2 separate regions of the Homo sapiens genome follow, and region 1 is linked to region 2. A link is an interaction called in ENCODE POLR2A ChIA-PET data of the cell type or tissue named here. Cell type or tissue: OCI-LY7. All regions are shown on one strand. Each heading gives the region's core, and the rest is flanking DNA. Links, peaks and the distances in the headings are about the cores only.

The links. Peaks named below come from ENCODE experiments on the same cell type or tissue, not always from the same donor. Only the 100,000 strongest peaks of a DNase experiment are listed, where the experiment ranks them.
Region 1: POLR2A ChIA-PET joins it to region 2 with 12 read pairs; 2 of 35 experiments call an interaction of 5 or more read pairs at or near these places.

The regions. Positions count from the first base shown.
Region 1 is chr20:38,990,289-38,997,318 of GRCh38, reverse strand. It overlaps DHX35 (DEAH-box helicase 35), which reads right to left. Exons shown (of 22, transcript NM_021931.4): 6 at 5,804-5,865; 7 at 4,894-4,963; 8 at 2,439-2,498. Among named protein-coding and RNA genes, the nearest start is that of DHX35, 31 kb to the right of the region's middle. In OCI-LY7, for the core only: no CTCF peak of the experiment used is centred there; no DNase peak of the experiment used is centred there.
Region 2 is chr20:38,809,690-38,816,719 of GRCh38, reverse strand. The region is part of intron 1 of PPP1R16B (protein phosphatase 1 regulatory subunit 16B); the gene reads right to left. Among named protein-coding and RNA genes, the nearest start is that of PPP1R16B, 7.5 kb to the right of the region's middle. In OCI-LY7, for the core only: no CTCF peak of the experiment used is centred there; DNase peaks (open chromatin) are centred at 3,609 and 4,409; H3K4me3 peaks cover 964 bases; H3K27ac peaks cover 2,058 bases.

The sequences.
Region 1 (7,030 bases), core at 1,232-6,231, 180 kb before region 2:
CGGGAGGATCACCTGAGGTCCGGAGTTTGAGACCAGCCTGGCCAACATGATGAGACCCCATCTCTACTAAAAATACAAAAATTAACCAGGCATGGTGGCTCATGCCTGCAGTCCCAGCTACTTGGGAGGCTGAAGCACGAGAATCACTTGAACCTGGGAAGCAGAGGTTGCAGTGAGCTGAGATCACACCACTGTACTCCAGCCTGGGCAAGACAGTGAGACTTGGTGTCAAAAAATAAATAAATAAATAAATAAATAAATAAATAAATAAAATGAATCTAAGAAAAGACTTGGACATTATAGTTTTCAACATAATAAAAACTGGAATAATTTTTAACTTAATTTAATAATTTTTAAGGTGGGGGGTGAAAAAGAGATACAGATGTTCTGTGTAATGTAGCCACAGAGGAGCTAACTAGAGGTGAAGTCAGCCACAGTCCACAAAATAGCATGCCAGCAGATACCATGGGTGAGGGAGATGACAATTAAACAGGGCAACAGAGGAGCTTTAACCCAAAAGTTACCATGGGCAGACCTAAAACAACAGACTCCTACAGCCTGTGGAAAGGTCTGAGAAACCAGTCTCGGGACACGTTGGACATTTACCTTCGCTATGGTAAGCTTTCTCTCTCTCCAAGTTGTTCTGTATCCCAGAAGCCACAGGGAGACTAGGAGCCAGGAGCCAGGGACCACATCTCACCTGGATTTCAGAACTGGCCTCCTTACTAGAGACTCCATATCTACTCTCATCTCCTATACACAGCACTCAGAATGATCTTTATAGAGCTCAAACATGATGAAGTCACTGCCCTCTCTCACATGTTCCCATGGCTCCCAACCAGATACAGGATGGAGTTCATCCTCTCTGGCTGAGCCTCTAAGGCTTTCCGTCATCTGACCCCAACCTCCCCATTTTAATCTTCCATTACTTCCCAGTCAGTCAAAATTCATTCAACCCAAGTGCCTACTCTGTGCTAGACATTGTTTTAGGTGGAAGAGATAAAATAAGACAAAGTCCTGATCTTCATGGAGCTTATATTTTAGTGACAGGAGACACACAATAAACAATGCATATAATGTTAAATAGTGATAGACAAGTGAGAAACATAAAAAAAATCAGAATAAGGGAATAAAGAGCAACTGGGGTGCTGTTTTAGAGAGCGCCTCTCTGAGGAGATAATAAATGCTCAAAACTGGAATGAAATTAGGAGAGAACCTTAGGCTGTCCGGGGAAGGAATGGTCTAAAAAGAGGGTTCCTCCAGAGCAGAAGCATGCCTGGGTTGTTTTGAGGAACAGCAAGGAGACCAGTGAGGCTGAAATGTAGGGAGCACTGGAGAAAGTGGAAGAAGATAAAGTCAGAGAGGGAGTTCAAGGGTAATTCACCCATGAGGGCCTGGCAGGTAAGATAAGACTCGAAGCTCCATGAACTCATGGTCATGTCCCTGTGATTTCACTTATATTTAGGGTGCCCTTCCCCACCTTCATCCATCTGGAAAACGGCTGTCCATCTTTCAAGCACAGCTGGTAGGTCACCACCTCTGCGAAAGTTTCTGGACACCCCCCAGCTGGCTGGAGTTAAGGGCTCCCTCCTTAGCTGCCTCAGAACTTTGAACACACTGAACTGCAAACATCTATTTCTGCATGTAAATATAGTAAGTGGTCAAAAGTATTTGTTGAGTTGAGCTGCTGTTTAAACTATAGGTCCACAAGAGAGAAAAATAATGTAAACCTAGCCACAGAAAACTTTAACATGGAAATTATTATATATACAGGAGAAACTTTTTTTTTTTTTTGAGATGAAGTTTTGCTCTTGTTGCCCAAGCTGGAGTGCAATGGAGCGATCTCAGCTCACTGCAACCTCTGCCTCCCAGTTTCAAGCAATTCTCCTGCCTCAGCCTCCCAAGTAGCTGGGATTATAGGCATGTACTACTACGCCCAGCTAATTTTGCATTTTTAGTAGAGACGGGGTTTCACCATGTTGGCCAGGCTGGCCTCAAACTCCTGACCTCAAGTGATCCACCCACCTCAGCCTCCCAAAGTGCTGGGATTACAGGTGTGAGCCACCGTGCCCAGCCCAGGAGAAACTTCAATTGCACAGAAAAATCTAAATCTATACAGTATAGTCATAAATAAACAAATTCAAGAAATACAGGCTTATACTGAAAAAACAACAAAAAGAAGCTGTGTAAGTGGGGAGAAAGACAGTATGTAGATAAACAAGACAGGTAGGTAATTATGAGCTCAATTAATTACAGTCTAATTTCACAAGCTGAAAAGGAGTAACCTCTGATTATATGAAATCTAGGACATCAGATGGTCCCATAAAGAAGATAGGGCATTCTGCCAAAGATAAGCTCTTGCTAGAGGTAACTTCCCAAGGATATATAGGACAAAAGTGTTTGTGAGGAGAGGAGGAAAGGGGAGGCAAGGCTCTTACGTCTGCATCCAGAGTGGCTGAAGCTACAATCAATCGAAGATCCCCTCGCTTTTTCTGAATCTAAAAAAGAAGACATTTGGAAATAATGATAATAGTGCAACACTTATGGATGAGATCATTTGATATCTGAAATGTATTTCAAAAATTCAGTGTCTTTTTTTTTCTTTTTTGCCTGAGGAGGAGGTAAGGGAGCTTACAGATGAAAGGACTGACTACAAATTAATAATTGTCAATAAAGGGGGGGGGGGGTCATTACACTATTACTTCCAATTTTGTAAATGTATGCAATTTTCCAAAGTAAATTTTTTTAAATTATAAAAACTATAAAGAAGCTTTAAGACCCAAATTTGAATTTACTGAGAATAAAACCATTTTTTCCTGACACCTGGGTCTCAAGATAGTTTGAATCTATGTATGAAAAAGTATATTAAAAGCAAACAAACAATAAATGATAACACCAAGACAGAAATATGGCAAAAAAAAAAGAGATAAAAGATATTAACAGTTACTCAAAGAAACACATAATCAACAGGCATTGGAGAAGTGACCAAATGAGCTACAGCTAAGATATATAATAACAATGAGATTTTTTTTTCCCCATCTATCCCATTGGCAAGGATTTATTTTTTTAAGGCTAATACTCAGTGTTGGCAAAGATTCAGTGAAATCGGCCCTCTTATTATACCGTTCCTGAAAAAGGTAATAACATGGTACAATAATTCCCTTAAAGTATCAAAAAATCTAAATCTTTGGCAATGGAATAAAATAACAATGAAAATAATAATAATAACAACTAATACAGACTAACTTATGTGCTAGCCCAGAGGCCCTGCATACAGGTACACAGTGTACCCACTGTGCAAAGATGCCTGGCTGAGGGGGCTAGGGGCTTCAGCAATCCGGTCCACCTGCCTCCCACCTAGCTCTAGACATCCTCCCAGAGGGAACATCTTTTTCTAATTTGCACAAAAGAACCTCACAGTCTAGCTGTGACCCTATGCCAGGCACCAACCTAAAAGTTTTTTGCTATCTTACTTAAGCTTCATAACAAATCACAATATACAGTACCTATGTCTAAAAGAACTCTCTGCAATGATGAAAACTTTCCTTATTTGTACTGTCCGATGCATAAGCCACTAGCCACCTGTGGCTATAGAGCCCTTGAAAAATAGCCAACGTGAAAAAAAAAAAAAAAGAAAAGAAAAATAGCCAATGTGGCCGGGCACAGTGGCTCACGCCTGTAATCCCAACACTTTGGGAGGCCGAGGCAGGCAGATCACCTGAGGTTGGGAGTTCAAGACCAGCCTGACTAACATGGAGGAACCAAACCCCATCTCTACTAAAAATACAAAATTAGCCAGGCATGGTGGCAAATGCCTGTAATCCCAGCTACTCGGGAAGGCTGAGGCAGAAGAATCGCTTGAACCTGGGAGGCAGAGGTTGCGGTGAGCCAAGATCACGCCATTGTATTCCCGCCTGGGCAACAAGGGCAAAACTCCGTCTCAAAAAAAGAAAAAAAAGAGAGAAGAAAAGAAAAATAGCCAACGTGACTGAGAACCTGAATTTTTTTACTTTCTTCTATTTTAATTAACTTTTATCTCAATAGCTACAGGTGGCTAGTGGCTACCATAAAGGAAAGTATACCAGCACAGATATAGAGACTACTATTTTCCCCATTTTAGAGATGAGTAAACTCAGCAAAGCCAGAATTTGAACCCAGGTAGTCTGACTCAATGCCTATGCTCTTAATCACCCTGTTCTACCACTTCTTTCTAGACTCTAATTGGGAATCTGTCCAAAGAAAACAATCAGAAAATATGGGAAGGGAGGAGAGAGTGGAGGTTAAGATTGAAACAAGATTGGCTGTGAGTTGTAATTGTTGAAGCCAGATGAAGGGTACATGGGGGTCATTATACACTTCTTTGGGATATGTATGAAACCTTAATAATAAAAAGTTAAAGAAAATAAACAGAAATGCAGCAGATTCAATTACAAGGGTGCTTGCTACAACAGTATTTATAATATTTAAAATCTGCAAGCCATATAAATTGCTAACAGTAGGGGAAGTTAAATACTTTATGATAGAGATGTGATTAAATAGCCATTAAAAATAATATCTTCAGAGAATATTTAAATGACACAGAAAAATGATCCTAATGTAATGTTAAGGGAAATATGCAAGATACAAATTAGTATATATAATTCAATCAATCCCTAGTATGCCAAAACAGATCCAAGTACACACACACTCACTCACACACACACACACACACACAGAAAAGAGAAGAAAATATACCAACATTCTACCACTGATATTCTCTGAATGGGTAGGATTATGGATGATTTTAATTTTCTTCCTTGGTATTTTGTTGTACTTTCCAAGTTGCTACAGTTGCTTTTGTAATTAGGCAATAAAATAAACACACACAATGAAAAGCTGGCAGTGAAGTCATACCTTTTTTAGCAAGCCAATGGCAATGTCAGTGTACAAGGTCCTCTCGTGGGCTTCATCCAGCATGATGACACTAAGAATCAAAGAGAAGCTCTCAGTGAGCCTCTAAAAAAGCCACACATCATCTCATCTAGACCATCAAAGAGCTTCTGGGTATTTAGTCCTCATACAATCACTTTGCATCAAAAGTAAACCTAAGTCACTCTTCTTTGACAATGAGGCAATTCTTAGGTTAATAAAAACGGTGACATTAACATACCTGAATTTTAAAAAGTGTACTATTGTTATCTTTAAGCGTTTTACCATCCACACTGAATTCCAACAGAATTTAATATCTGATTTTAAATGAAAACATAACCAACCTATAACCCCACAGAACACATAAAAATCAGAACAAAGCCCAACCATCTGAAGACTGTTAAGCTATAACAACAGTCAAAGAGGTAGCTGACTACAGTTGTGACACACGTGGGCCAGGGGGTCAAATGTGACACTCTCCTCGAGAACACCAGAGCCTAGGTAGGACAGCTTTAATGCTGTGAGTGACAGACAGATAGACAAAGAGGGGGAAGTGATAAAAAATTATTTGGACTCTGTATATTACATTTAACACAGGGCAGTTAGTTCTCTGCAGTCACCATCAATACTGGAGTGTGACAAGGCAAAATAAAAAGGACAAGTCACCAGACTAAGTAATGATAGGAATTTTAATGTGCCCATTTTTGAGTGTCTGTAAAGGGCCATACTATTTAAATTCTGAGAAAAACACCAAGGGTCCCAACAGCCAAGGTCAAGAGAAAAGCTTTGGGGCAGCTGAACACAGACGTGAATCCCAGCTACTAACACACCTGCTTCTCCGTCTACCTGGGGACTTTGGAAACTAGGAAAGCTATCATAAGAAAAACACATTTACCTATATTTTGTTAACAACGGATCAACCATCATTTCCCTGACCAGCATTCCATCAGTAAGAAACTAAAAAATAAAAACACAAAGCTTTAGAAATAATTCACTTACACTACATATTAATGGTATTTTTTAAGTTCAAGTGCAACCTCTTTGCCAGCATGTGTACAAGTAAATTCCCACAAAGGACTGTGAGAAAATGCCCCCATATTTTCGTTATCAAGCAATGTAATTGTTCACAAAAGGCTTTAAACACAGGGTCCTCAGCTGGAGTTGCAAATCTTTGAGCAGAATTTCACTTGCCTTTATTATGGGAACATCAGCTATGCCCCATTTCCTCTGGGCTTGCACCACCAGTACTATCGATAAAGAGGCAGTGAAGACTAACTGGTATCTGCCCAAAGAAACACCCTAAGTGTAAGATAATTGCTCTTCAAATGTCCCAAAGACTATAGATTGCAGTTCTTGAGGTTATTAACTTAAACTTCAATTAATATTATTTTACAGACTCTAGATAGGATCATGGTTAAGCACATGGGCTATGGTGTCAGACTGCTGGGAGTTCAGATCCTGGCTCTACCTCTTACTAAGCTGTGTGAACCTTGGACAAGTTACTCATCTTCTCTGTCCCTGATTGCTCATTTGTAAAATGAGGTAATCAAAGTATTTACCTCACCAAGTTAATGTGAAAAATAAATAAGATAGTATAGTAGTTCCTCGGTATCCTTGTGGGGTTGGTTCTAGAAACCCCCCCAACCCACACCAAAATCTGCAGATGCTCAAGTCCATTATATAAGATGGCATAGTATTTGCATGTAACCTATGCATACCCTCCCATATATTTTAAATCATCTCTAGATTATTTAGAATGACTAAAACAATGTAAATGTTATGTAAATAGTTGTTATACTGTATTTTTTTAAATTTACATTATTTTTTATTTTTATTTTGTAATATTAGCAATTCAAGGTTGGTTGAATCCACAGATGCAGAACCCGCAGGATGCAGAGGACTGACTGTACATGTAAAGCGTTTAGCATAGGACCTAGGACAGAGTAGTGTTTAAGAAAAGTCAGCTAATATTATTTCAGATTAATGAATCTTTATAAAATGCTTCAGACACATACAGTAACAGCCTTCTTAACGTACTGAATTTGTTTTCAGGTTAAACCATCTCCCTTGCATGCTGTATCTTAGGTGTTTTTTACTTTTTTTGTTTTAAGAGCAGGATGCA
Region 2 (7,030 bases), core at 1,429-6,428:
TTAGGTTCATTCCACAGCGCTGATTCAGTTGATTTTCTCAACTGCTCCTTGTGTTGTGTTGCTTTTAAGATGTCTCAAGTGAATGAAGAGCTATCTAGGACAGGTGGGCCCAAAGAAAATGTATATAGCTAAGGCTTGGTTCCCCCCAGGTGGGTCGACCAGATGATCATACCCCTTTCTACATGGACCTATTCTTTTTGAGAAGGAGGTCCCTTTACAATACATAGACAGATGTTTGATGTTCATTCATTGATTGAAAACCATTCTATGGATCCACTCTACCACAGGCCTGTTCAGAGCACACCTGCTTGTAATCCCTGTGGTAAACAGCCTATTTATGCCACCTACATCCAACCTCTATGAGCTTCAAGGTTGCTGATTTTTAAAGCCAGCCTCCTGTTTCCTTGCTCCCACTCTATCTGGACCAACGTACAGATCTGCCCGGGTTTGAGTGATCGGTAATCAGTGCCAGCTGCAAACTCAGCTGGGTTTCCCCACAGGCTCCCTCAAACAAACCCTATTTGTGAACATGGAAACTACCAAAGAGACTATTCTAAAATTACTCACCCCTTCCTAACTTCCCACTTCTTCTGCTGCCCCCACTAAGGATAAGCTCCATTATTTTTTTTTTTCTTTTTGCTTCTAATCAAGTTGTTTTCTTTTGAGAATTTCAAGCCTCCTCACACCCTGGGACATAATGCATACGGTATTTTATGAATTCATTTGTGATATTAATGAATATAGAGTTTATCAAACAAAAGTTAGCTAAGCTTATGCATTTCTCTAGCACAATGTGAACCATACAGTTTTGCTCTCATTTTATTTGTTCATTTGTCTGCCAACTCCAGGAGATGGGATCAACCTGAGGGCAAAAGCTGGTTTCATTTAATTTTGTATCCAATTCCAAGCCTAAGGCCAGGTACAATGTAGTTTCTGAATATTTGATCATCATTATGTAGGCATAATCCAAAGGGTCATAAAATCTAAAAATTACTGTAGAACCTTATGCAGAAATGTTCTGCTTTATATCTGTCAGACTGACAAAAATGAAAGTTACTTAATCCTCAGTGCTGGAGAATAGATGGGGGAAACAGTCATACACTGTTGAGGAAACAGAAATTGGTTCAGCCTCTTTGGAGAACAGGTTAGCAATGTCTATCACAGTTGAAACTGCCAGGAATTTTCCTTATGAATAAAATCATCAGTATGTAGAGTATACAAAGATATATACACTGTTCAAACAAGGATGTTGCAACATTATACATTTGTAGGAGGAAAAAAACTGGAAACTATCTTAGCCATCATCAAGAAACTAGAAAACAAATGATGGTACATTTTTATCACTGGACTATCAGATAGCCTTAAAGATCCAGGTATATCTGTGTGTTGGCATGTGCTCAGATAAATTAGCTGAAAAAGAAGATCTCAGGAGAGTTTTGTATAGTTGTGTTAAAAAGAAAAATGGATAAACATGTAAATGAATATGGGTTTATATATGCATATGAAATTTATGGAAAAATACATAAAACATTTATAGATTTATTCCGGGGAAAAGGGATGAGTGGCTGAGAAGATGGGGAAAGTTTACTTATGATACACTTATATACTTTGTGTAATTAAAAAGCATGACATACAGCCATAGGAAAACAAAAGCTTAAGTTTATATATAAAAGAAAAAAAATGAATGACATTTTGGTGAAAATCTTCCCTATATTTTTATAAGGTAATTGGCAATGTTTATAAGGCAACATTTCCTCTCTATCCAGTCCATGGGATAGCCAACGACAGCAATAGTTCCAGAAAGAAAACAGGAGACAGAGAAAGTCACCAAAAAGAGTCAAGAGACCTAAAGAGAATAAGTGTCAAAATTTGTATGTTTTACTTGTTCTTGGATGTGAGGAAACAAAGGCAGTTCTGACTAAGAGTCTGAACTAAGACATTCTGAGAACTCTCCAGGCTGGCACAGACTCTGGGGCCAAGAAGCGGAGGAGACTAGGGATGCCCAGGTAAGTAATGGCCATAAGTAACCTAGTGAACAAAATGAATGACCCAGCTCCTGGGGACATAATGACACAGTGCTTTGCTCACCTATTTCCCTAGCTCCTGAATACTCCTAGGGACTAACTCTAATGATAATAATGCCATAAGAATAGTTGGCATGTATCAGGTACCTCCTACCTGCCAAGCAGAGGCTAAATGCCTAATCATATCAATTTATATTATACTATTATTATTCCTGTTTTACATATGGGGAAATTGTGGCTCAGCAAATACACACATGTAACTTACTCAAGGTTGCAGTAGGTGCTGGAGGTAGGAATCAAACCCGTACCTGACTCTAAAGCCAGCCAAGGTCATTGCTAGCCTTCCCCCCTCTGAAGGAAGGACAAGAAAAAAGGTACTCCCTCAGAGTAGGGATAGCCCCATAAAGAGAAGACAGCATTTTTATGCAAAGAAAGGGCCAGAGAGTGTAATGATTCAGTACAAGGACTTTGAAGCCGGATGTCCTGAAATGGAATCCTGACTTTTCCATTTACTGGCTGTGTGACCTTGAGTAAGACATTGAACCTCTCTGCTTCACTTTCCTGAACAGTAAAATCAGAGTAGCACTAAAGTCACACCTGGCCAGACACAGTGGCTCATGCCTGTAATCCCAACACCCTGGGAGGCCGAGCCGGGTGGATCACTTGAGGTCAGGAGTTTGAGACCAGCCTGGCCAACATGGTGAAACCCCTTCTCTACTAAAAATACAAAATGTAGCCAGGAGTGGTGGCGGGTGCCTGTAATCTCAGCTACTCAGGAGGCTGAGGCAGGAGAATCACTTGAACCCGGGAAGCAGAAGTTGCCGTGAGCCGAGATGGCACCACTGCCCTCCAGCCTGGACGACAGAGTGAGACTGTGTCTCAAAATAATAATAATAATAATAATAATAATAATAATAATAATAATAATGATGATGATGATGATGTCACCCCTTAGAGTTGTTAGGAGGACTAAAGGAGTTAAGTAGACAGCACCTGGCTCATAATAAGTACCAAGTGATTATGATGAATATTAAGAAAAAGGTGCCCGTCCCTCTAAGCAGATGCAACCCTGCAGGGTGCAGAGCTTGGCAAGTGGATCCACAGGCTAGATTTCAGCCTCTCCTTTAGCCGAGTGCCACTGTGCCCATCAGCAATACACAACTCTACAACCTTACATAGGTCCTGCTGAGCAATTAACCTGCATGTACTGGCAGTTCTTCCTCCCACCTTCCCTTCCATCAGTCTGGCTGTGAATCAGAATCACCTGGCACACTTTGAGAAAATACAGACTTTCAGGGCCCTATATTGGCTGATTCTAACACAGGTGGACTGGGCTAAGGCCCAGGCATCTGTACTTCTCACAAGTCCCAGGTGACCAGATGACCCAGGAACACCATGTACCTGGATACATGTTTTTGAAAGTACTCAAAGCTCATCATTCTAGCTGACATTCTGGCTGTCTGAGTTGCTCCTTGAGACCAAGCATCCTCTTTGTCAAGTCTGGTCCCAGGCCTGGGCACACAGAGAAGGGGCACAGTGAACATCTGTGACTCCGCAAGCCAGCCAGCACAGCAGATGGCTGTGTGAACAGGCACAACAGGCTGCATTTGCTTTCATGCTTAAGCGGTTTGCACCAGGGAACCCTCACCTGTAGACTTGGGGTCTCCCATACCCTTGCTTCTCAAAGTGCAGTTCACAGACTAGCAGCTTGACACCCCCTGGGAGCTTGGTAGAAATGCAGAAAACTCCATACCCAGCCCTACTGAGTCAGTTTCTGCATTTTAGCAGGAAACCAAAGGGGATCCATATGCAAGTTTGTGGATACGCCCTAGATCCCTTCTCCCTATCCAAGTAAGTTCTAACCAATGGGCACATCTAACCTGTTCAAACACCCTTTGGGGCCAGTCTTCTCCTTCAAACTCCTACAGAGACCCAGAAGAACAGCACAGTCCCTTCAACAGCCCAGACTCACACTTAGCAGCCAGCCTAAGGCTCCAGGTGAACCTTCACTTTAATAAGTTATTTATTTCTAAGTCCATATTAAAATAAACCTTCCCAATAAATTGAAAAAGAGACACCTCTGGCCTCTATAATTCCAGGAAGTAAAACACCCTCCTCTTTCGTACAGAATTGAGACCCCTGCTTTCCTGCCTAAAGCCATCCAGGGACATCAAACGGTCCAAAGAAAACAAGCGATGTCTTCCCGTTGGCCAAGCTTCAAGTTATCAGGCAGATTTCACACTGCAGTTTGACCTCATTAATCCAAGGCCTATCACATTGCTGTAAATGTCAGTGGAAAATAGCCATTCAGTGGGTTTCCTTCATTCCACTAGAAAGGGACAAAACAGGAAGCTGACAAGCAGCTGTGCCCCAGCTTGGCAAATCCCAAGGGCCCAGCTGACAGCACCTATGCTCCTCTGCCCCAGCCTACTTTCCAGATAAAGACGGGTCCTGTATCTACATGGGTAAAATGCAGTGGTGATGGCAGGAACAATTCAGATAATCTGGGCCCCCAAGCACCTGCTTGGGAAGGAAAACAGAGAGCTCGGTCTGAATGTCTTTGGCCTGAGTTACTAATTGGCTGTTCATCATTCAAGTTCATCTAAATCTCTTCTGCCTATTCAAAATGTTCCACAAGCTAAACCCCTGGGACTCCAGGGGACATAAGGCCTTCCAAGTCCTCATTCATTCCTTTAATGCATATTGATTGTCTCCTGTGTGCTGGACATCATGCTGATCACGCTGGCCAACTGGAGACACACAGCTGAATGAATTGGACACAGTCACGGACCTTATGGGGCTCATCGTCCAGTGTAGTCTTTCTTAACCTCAGCACTATTGATATTTGGGATCAGATCATTTTCTGTTGTGGGGGTGCTCTCCTGTGCACCACAGGATATTTAGCAGCACCCCTGGTGTCTACTCACTGGATGTCAGTAGCTCCTCTCCCCCACTATCCCCCGAAAAGTTGTAACAACCAAAAACGTCTTTAGACATTGCCAAATATCCCCTGGGGAGGGTCAAACTGCCCCAAGTTGAGAACCACAGGTCTAGTGGATGAAACAGAAGACTAAAAGAGTAATGCTCACATATAACCATATAATCACAATTATAAGTACTGCAGAGAAAAATCTGCTGGATATTACATCAATATTATCTACAGCTTGGAAGCCAAGCATTTTCCATATGATTACAAATCCTTATGACAATTCAGAATTGTGTTTGTGAGTTACTATTTAGCAACTTATTGAAGATGCTAAAATTAGCAACTTATTTCTTCATCTTTATTTCCAGATGAAGAAATTAAGGTTCAAGGAAGTGAAAAAATTTCCCTAGGCCCCAAAGCCAGTGGAGGCAGAGCCAGCATTTGAACCCTGGCCCCAAACTTTGCCCCCATGTAAAAGGAAATGTAAGCCTGTGTTTGGATGTCCTCTGAAACAGGGAGGGTCTGTGGTCATGTGATGCTCTGATCAGCCATCCTAAAAGATTCATTCATTCCTTCCTGGGGCCACCGTGGGGCTCAGCCACCATCTTGCCACATCAATCAAGCTGCACATTGCCTGCATCAAGGCACATCTGTGGGCGAAGGAATGCCATTCTAGATTCTGAGACATCCAAGAACACCTCCCCACAAAGCGTCTGCACCCAGGAATTTCCCCAAAGTCAGGTTACATACCCAGAGCACACCCCACTGTGACCCATCTCCAAAATGCCTACTGCCCAGCGCCCAAAGGTACACAAAGCAAAAGAGGCCAGATATTCTGCAGTCAGCCTTAGATTTACAAAGTGTGTGAAGAAGGTGGTGAAGGATAGCACATGGCAACTTTGAGATGCCCCCCAAGACGTGAGTTCCTGTCACTTACAAGCTGCATGCCCTTTAGCAAATTGCCTCACCCTCTGTGCCTCGGTTTCTCCCTCTGTGCAGTGGGGGATAAGTGCATTCATTTCAACGGATTGGTATGAGAATTCAATGGCGATGCAAGTAAAGACCTTTGACAGTGACCAGCATCCAGAAATGCACTTGGTGCTATATCATGATCAATCAGTGAGTCAGGTCATGACGCTTCCTCCACTTCTACCCTCTTCTCTCAGGTGAGAAACTGAGTCCCAGGAAGAGAGAAACAAGTGCAGAGGTGGGAAAAGCATCTCAGGAAGAGGGAGTGGACCTCTTCTTCTTCGTGCTTCCTGGGTGGAATGAAGAGGGAAGGATGGTGAATGTATGGATAGTTGAGCAGAGACCAGCCCTTCCTCCCATGCAAAAGTTAATCCTGAAGTTTCCTGGACAACCCTCACTAGAGAACCACCCTCCAAGGAAGGTGCAGAGGGACTGCCTCGGGTCAGTGAGTGTTTAATCCTTCGGGGCTCCCGGCAGGATAGCCTCTGCTACCTCCCTGGCCTTGCTTCTGCCTCCATCAAACTTTCTCATGACTCTGCTCCATCAGCAACTCCTCCCACTGCTCTCCAAAAACATCCAGCACTTTTAAGCCTCGGTGCCTCTGCACATGCTGTTCTCCCGGCTAGGGCTGCCCTACCACCTGGAAAACTGTCACTGAAGGGCTCAACATGCTCCCACAGCAACTTTTGCCCACCTGTTATTGGCAATAATAGACTAATAATAGCAACGAACATCTGTGAGCACTTATTAATATCTAGAAAGCCCAAGCTGGGTTTTTAAGTTTTTTGGTTTTGTTTTTTTTTTTTTTTTTTTTTCGAAACAAGGTCTTACTCTGTTGCCCAGGCTAGAGTGCAGAGGTGCACGCAATCATGGCTCACAGGAGCCTCCACTTCCCCCGTTCAGGTGATTCTCCCACCTCAGCCTTCCAAGTAGCTGGGACTACAGGTGCACACCACCATGCCTGGCTAATTTTTTGTATTTTTTGTAGAGACGGGGTTTTGCCATATTGCCCAGGCTAGTCTCGAACTCCTGGAGTCAATCAGTCTGCCCACCTCTGCCTCCCAAATTGCTGGGATTACAGGCATGAGCCACCGCACCTGGTCCAAGCTAG